2 separate regions of the Homo sapiens genome follow, and region 1 is linked to region 2. The links are chromatin loops, found by intact Hi-C in ENCODE. Cell type or tissue: ascending aorta. All regions are shown on one strand.

The links. A loop is a pair of places that touch in the nucleus more often than their neighbours do. Peaks named below come from ENCODE experiments on the same cell type or tissue, not always from the same donor. Only the 100,000 strongest peaks of a DNase experiment are listed, where the experiment ranks them.
Region 1: a loop joins it to region 2, with 2.3 times the contacts of the local background. A loop is called at or near these places in 24 of 110 quality-filtered maps.

The regions. Positions count from the first base shown.
Region 1 is chr11:47,564,146-47,566,645 of GRCh38, reverse strand. PTPMT1 (protein tyrosine phosphatase mitochondrial 1) reads right to left here and starts at 1,047. Exons shown (of 4, transcript NM_175732.3): 1 at 850-1,047; 2 at 660-740. The coding sequence starts at 1,023. It also overlaps a transcript of CELF1 not described here. RefSeq lists silencers at 536-615, 746-1,225 and enhancers at 535-1,035, 1,036-1,536. In ascending aorta, no CTCF peak of the experiment used is centred here; a DNase peak (open chromatin) is centred at 1,135; H3K4me3 peaks cover 2,047 bases; H3K27ac peaks cover 1,660 bases.
Region 2 is chr11:47,465,890-47,468,389 of GRCh38, reverse strand. CELF1 (CUGBP Elav-like family member 1) reads left to right here. Exons shown (of 15, transcript NM_001376376.1): 15 at 1-2,453. Among named protein-coding and RNA genes, the nearest start is that of RAPSN, 18 kb to the right of the region's middle. In ascending aorta, no CTCF peak of the experiment used is centred here; a DNase peak (open chromatin) is centred at 1,384; H3K27ac peaks cover 1,815 bases.

The sequences.
Region 1 (2,500 bases), 98 kb before region 2:
AAAGTATAGAAAGAATGAATGAAATCAGGAAGGCATGGGAAAGTTGCCTTTCAATTTTAGTTTCTGATTTTGGTTACCGAAATAAGAATACATTACATTTGTTCACAAAGGAGAAATCAGGCTTTGTCAACTTCCACTTTTTTTTTTTTTTTTTTTGAGACATTGTTTCACTCCTGTCGCCCAAGGCTGGGCTGGAATGCAATGGCGAGATGTCGGCTCACTGCAACCTCCACCTCCCGGGCTAAAGTGATTCTCCTGCCTTAGCCTCCCAAGTAGCTGGGAGTACAGGCGCACGCCACCACTCCCGGCTACTTTTTGTATTTTTGTAGGGACGGGGGCCTCGCCATGTTGCCCAGGCTGGTCAGGAACTCCTGGGCTCAAGTGATCTGCCCGCCTCCTCCTCCCGCCTCCCAAAGTGCTGGGATTACAGGCGTGAGTCCCCGCGCCCGGCCCAACTTGAACTTTTAAATAAACGCCTTTCACAGCTTCTAGCCTACCTCCAGGTGCCATTTAGAGGCACAGACCGGAGGCAAAGCAGCTTGAGACACCTGGCTCCGGTGCATGGTGACCTCCCCCACACTTCTCTAGCCGTCCCAGGCTCAGGGCGGTGGGCGAGGGGGAGCGGGCCCCCGAGCCTGCCCCTCGGCCCGGTCCCTCACCTGTGAAGAGTTGCACAGGAACCTCGTCTCGTACTCCTCGTTCATGGTGATCACCCCGCGCACGTTCTCGTCCTGTACCAGCTGCCGAGGCAAAGAGGTGGCTCAGCAAAGACGGTGGAGACCCCAGCGGCCCGACAGGGACGGAGCGGCGGGGACGGGGCAGGGGCCCGGGCTCCCCGGCCCGGCTCACCTGGCGCGTCAAGCTCCGCAACGGCAGCGCGCCCAGCAGCACGGTGGGGTCGATGCGGTGGTACCAGTCCCGGTGCGCCCGACCCGGCACCTTCCCGCGGAACAGGGTGTAGAGCAGCGTCGGGTAGAAGAGCACCCGCGCCAGGCCGGCCTCCAGCAGCGCGGTGGCCGCCATCCCGGCCCGGCGCAGCGGCGACCCGTCGGCCCCCGCGCTCGCGGTCCGGACCCGCGAGAAGAGCAGGCGGGTGCCGGGGCGGGGCTGCCAGCTGCACTAGGCCTCTCGCGGGCTCGCACCGGGTGACGGCGGGGACTGGCCTGGACTCTGGGGGACTGGCGGGACTCTGGAGGAGGGCCCGGCGGCCTCGGAGGAGGGACCGAGGTTTCCTGGGCGGGAAACTGGGACCCCGGCGAAGGGAGAGCGCGTCGCAGGCCAGACACGTGTGAGCCCTGTAGCGTGGGAAACTGAGGCCCCCGCCTGTGGCCGGTGACCTCCCTCCTCCGAGGGAGGGGGGTTGTGACCCCAGGTGAGAGGGGCAGGAAGGACCCCTGCGTGTGGAACTGTGACTCCGGCCGAGGGAGGAGGGGACACTCCCCCCAACCCTCGACCAGAGGAAGGGGGCAGTGACCCAGGTGCGGGTGTGACCCCGCCAAAGGGAAGACAAGACAAGGAGAGGCTGTGTGGCGGGGTAGCCCTGAAGAGGACAGTGGAAGGGCTTAGAGCTTTCAAACAGAGGAGCTACCTGGGTGAGGGCCTGATCCCAGGGTGAACAGGGGTCCTGGGTTGAGGTCGCCTTCCTCCTCCCCTCCCCTGTCCTAGGGCAGGGCTCCCTCCTTCATCTGACCAAACAGCAGTGTTTACATAGCAGGAAAAAATAGGAAAATATACATTATATTAATATATCCTTAAGAAAAATATTATGAAGAGCTCAAATATAAAACCTGCAACCTACAAAAAGGTAAGAAGAATGGTTGTAATGCCAGCTATTTACTTTTTGTTTGTTTGTTTTGAGACGGAGTCTCACTCTGTTGCCCAGGCTAGAGGGCAGTCGCAAGATCTCAGCTCACTGCAACCTCCGCCTCCCGGGTTCAAACGATTCTCCTGCCTCAGCCTCCTGAGTAGCTGGGATTACAGGTGCATGCCACCACACCCAGCTAACTTTTGTTTTTAGTAGAGACGAGGTTTCACCTTGTCAGCCAGGCTGGTCTCGAACCTAAGGTGATCCGCCCACCTCAGCCTCCCAAAGTGCTGGCATTACAGGCATGAGCCACTGCACCCGGCCCAAGCATCTGGTGGAGTTTTTGTTTTTTGTTTTTTGTTTTTGAGACAGAGTTTCACTATTGTCACCCAAGCTGCAGTGCAATGGCGTGATCTCAGCACACTGCAACCTCTGCCTCCCAGGTTCAAGCAATTCTCCTGCCTCAGCCTCCCGAGTAGCTGGGATTACAGGTACATGTCACCACGCCCAGCTAAGTTTTGTATTTTTAGTGAGATGGCTTCAACATGTTGACCAGGCTGGTCTCAAACTCCTGACCTCAGGTGATCCATCCCCCTGGCCTCCCAAAGTGCCAGGATTACAGGCATGAGCCACCGCGCCCGGCTTTCTTTTTTTTTTTTTTTTTTTTTTTGTATTTTTAGTAGAGATGGGGTTTCA
Region 2 (2,500 bases):
TCCTGAGCACATTTTGCTGATACAGTCTGTGGGGCTTGAGGAGACCGCATGTATTGTTCTTTCTTTTGTTTTTCTTCTGAGTTCTCAACTGCGGAGAGCACCTGAACCCCCTTTCCTTTTTGACCGCAGGCTGCACTTTGGGCCCCAGCCAGCCCTTTTTCTTTTTCTTTTTCTTTTGTGGTTCTTCCCTGGAGCGACTCTGGGGAGTCCTGGATATCCCGCCTGCCCCTTCCCCTCAGCCCCATGCTTGTTCCAACAGTCTCCACAGCAAAATGTGATGCTTTGATTTTTTTGTTGTTGTTTTTGTTTTTGTATTGTTTTTGTGTTTTTGTTTTGAATTTTTTCCTTTCCTACTAAGATTATGCCCAGAAAAAAGTTTTGCATGTTTCCTGCTGTTTCTTCACACCTTCGTATATATCACCTTCACCTCTCTGTTTTCTATAGTTTGTGCAAAAACTGATCGATTTAAAAGGGTTTCAAAGAAGCTGTTTTAAATTGTTGTAGGGTTGATTATTTTTTTCAAGATTGTATTGTTTAATTTTGAAGTGGCAACTTTCTCCTCTATTGCCCTTAGAGCGTTTGCCTGTGCACTTAGACTGTCACTTCGTGTGGCCTCCAGGTCTTACCGGGGCTTCCGGGAGGCTGGCTGCTTTGCTCAGAGAGGGTGGGAAGGGGGCCTGGAGAGACACGAGAAGCAGAGGTAGAGCCTAGAAGGTGGCAGCAGGTGGGTAAGAGGCTTATTTAGCACATTAGGGGCAGTGAGCACCTGGAGGAAGGAGGGCGCTCCCAATCACCCGTAGGAGGCCATCTGCACACCAAGCGGCAATTCACCTGCTGGCGCTTTTCCTAGGTGACAAGCACAATACTACAGTCTTCACACTGTTTACAGCCCTGGGCACCAGCCACCCGGCACTGGCTCTTCATCACAGCTCTGCTCTTGCTTAGCTAGTGGGGTGGGGGAAAGGGCAGGGATTTGTTTTTTTAATTGGGTGGAGAGCCAAACAGCTACTGTCCCTGGGTGCCAAGCAAGCCAGTTTTTTGGTTCCCTGAGGGAAACTGACCCTCCTCTCTTGTGGCACCATCCAGCCTCAGGGTCTTGGAGACTTGAGTAAGAATGTGAGTGGAGGGGGAGAGGTGAGGAGAGGAGCACAGGGTGGATCTGTGGAGGGAAGAGGTTACAGGGGGAGGAGCTGATGATAGATCCCACCCAGACTTAAGCTGCTGGTGGGTGGGTGAGCTGGGAAGTAGGACTGTCCAGGGAAGGGTGGAGAGATGTAGCTAGGGGCTGGGGAGGGGGAGGTGGAAGCGCTATTGAGCATCCTCCACACCAAGGTTGATGAAGGAAGGGATCCCAGCAGGGTTTCTGCTCTGGGGCTGGCAGGTTGCCTGGTATTATGCCCAAGGCCGCTCTGCCTGGGGGAAAGGGCAGCCAGGCAGAGGCCCAGTGTCTGGTAGGCTGCTGAATTTCCTGGAAGGGGTGATTGGATGGAAAGAGGCCAGAAACCCCAGCCTGAGAGACTGCTGTGCACCCCACAGTCTGACTGCACAGAGCCGCCTCTGTTGGCAGGAGGCACTGAGGCTCCCCTTCCTGTGTATTGAGAAGCAGTGTTTGCCAATATATTTTGCTTTCAATTCCAAGAGGAGCTCTGGGAAAACCTGTGGATAAAACCAAATGCCAAATGTTGGACGTTGTTTCCTTTTCCTTTTCTCTCTCTGATTGTTTTAATTGTTCTGTGGTGGTTTTAATGGATTTGAGACCCTGGAGCGGCAGCTGCCTTTCTGATTTCCAGCTGCTTTTTGTGAATAATTTAAAAAGAAAAAAAAAAAGAAACTTTACATTTTGGAGACAAACCTGTGTGAGTTTTTTATTGGTACAAACGTTGTATTTAACACTAGGGGTTTTGTACAGTTTTTTGCCTTTTCTACTAGAAAACAATGTAAAGTGATTTCACAATGTGAAGAGAAAAAAAAATTGCCACTATGACCAAACGCACAGTCTGTTCTGCAGCAACAACGGGATTCAATCAACTCAGTCGTGATTCAGCCGTAGAAATGCTTTTCCTTTATCTTGTTTGAGCTTTTCCTTTCTTTCCTGTTTTGATTTGCAAAAGAAAATGTCTTTTTTGTGTGAACTTGTGTTGTACTCTGTAGAAAATTATGGATTTTACTTTAATGGTTTAAAAAAAGGCAAGGAGAGCCCTCGTCGCTTTTCTTACCTAATCACAGAGTTTGTGTAGTGAATTTAAAAAGAAAAAAAAATTGTTATAAGTTTGGAGCAAGGGAGTATGTGTTTCAAAGGAATCTCCTTCCTTTTTTTGTGTGTTTTTCCTTTTGTCCCAATGGGGAACCTAAATCTGTTTTAATTGCACAGACACATGGACAAAAAGTCATTTTGTATCTGCCAAGTGTGGTACCTTCCTTTGTTTATTTGCTATTAAACTGTTTGAGAAGAACTGATGTCTTCAGAGTTACTGATTGTTGGGGAGGGTGATGTGTCCTT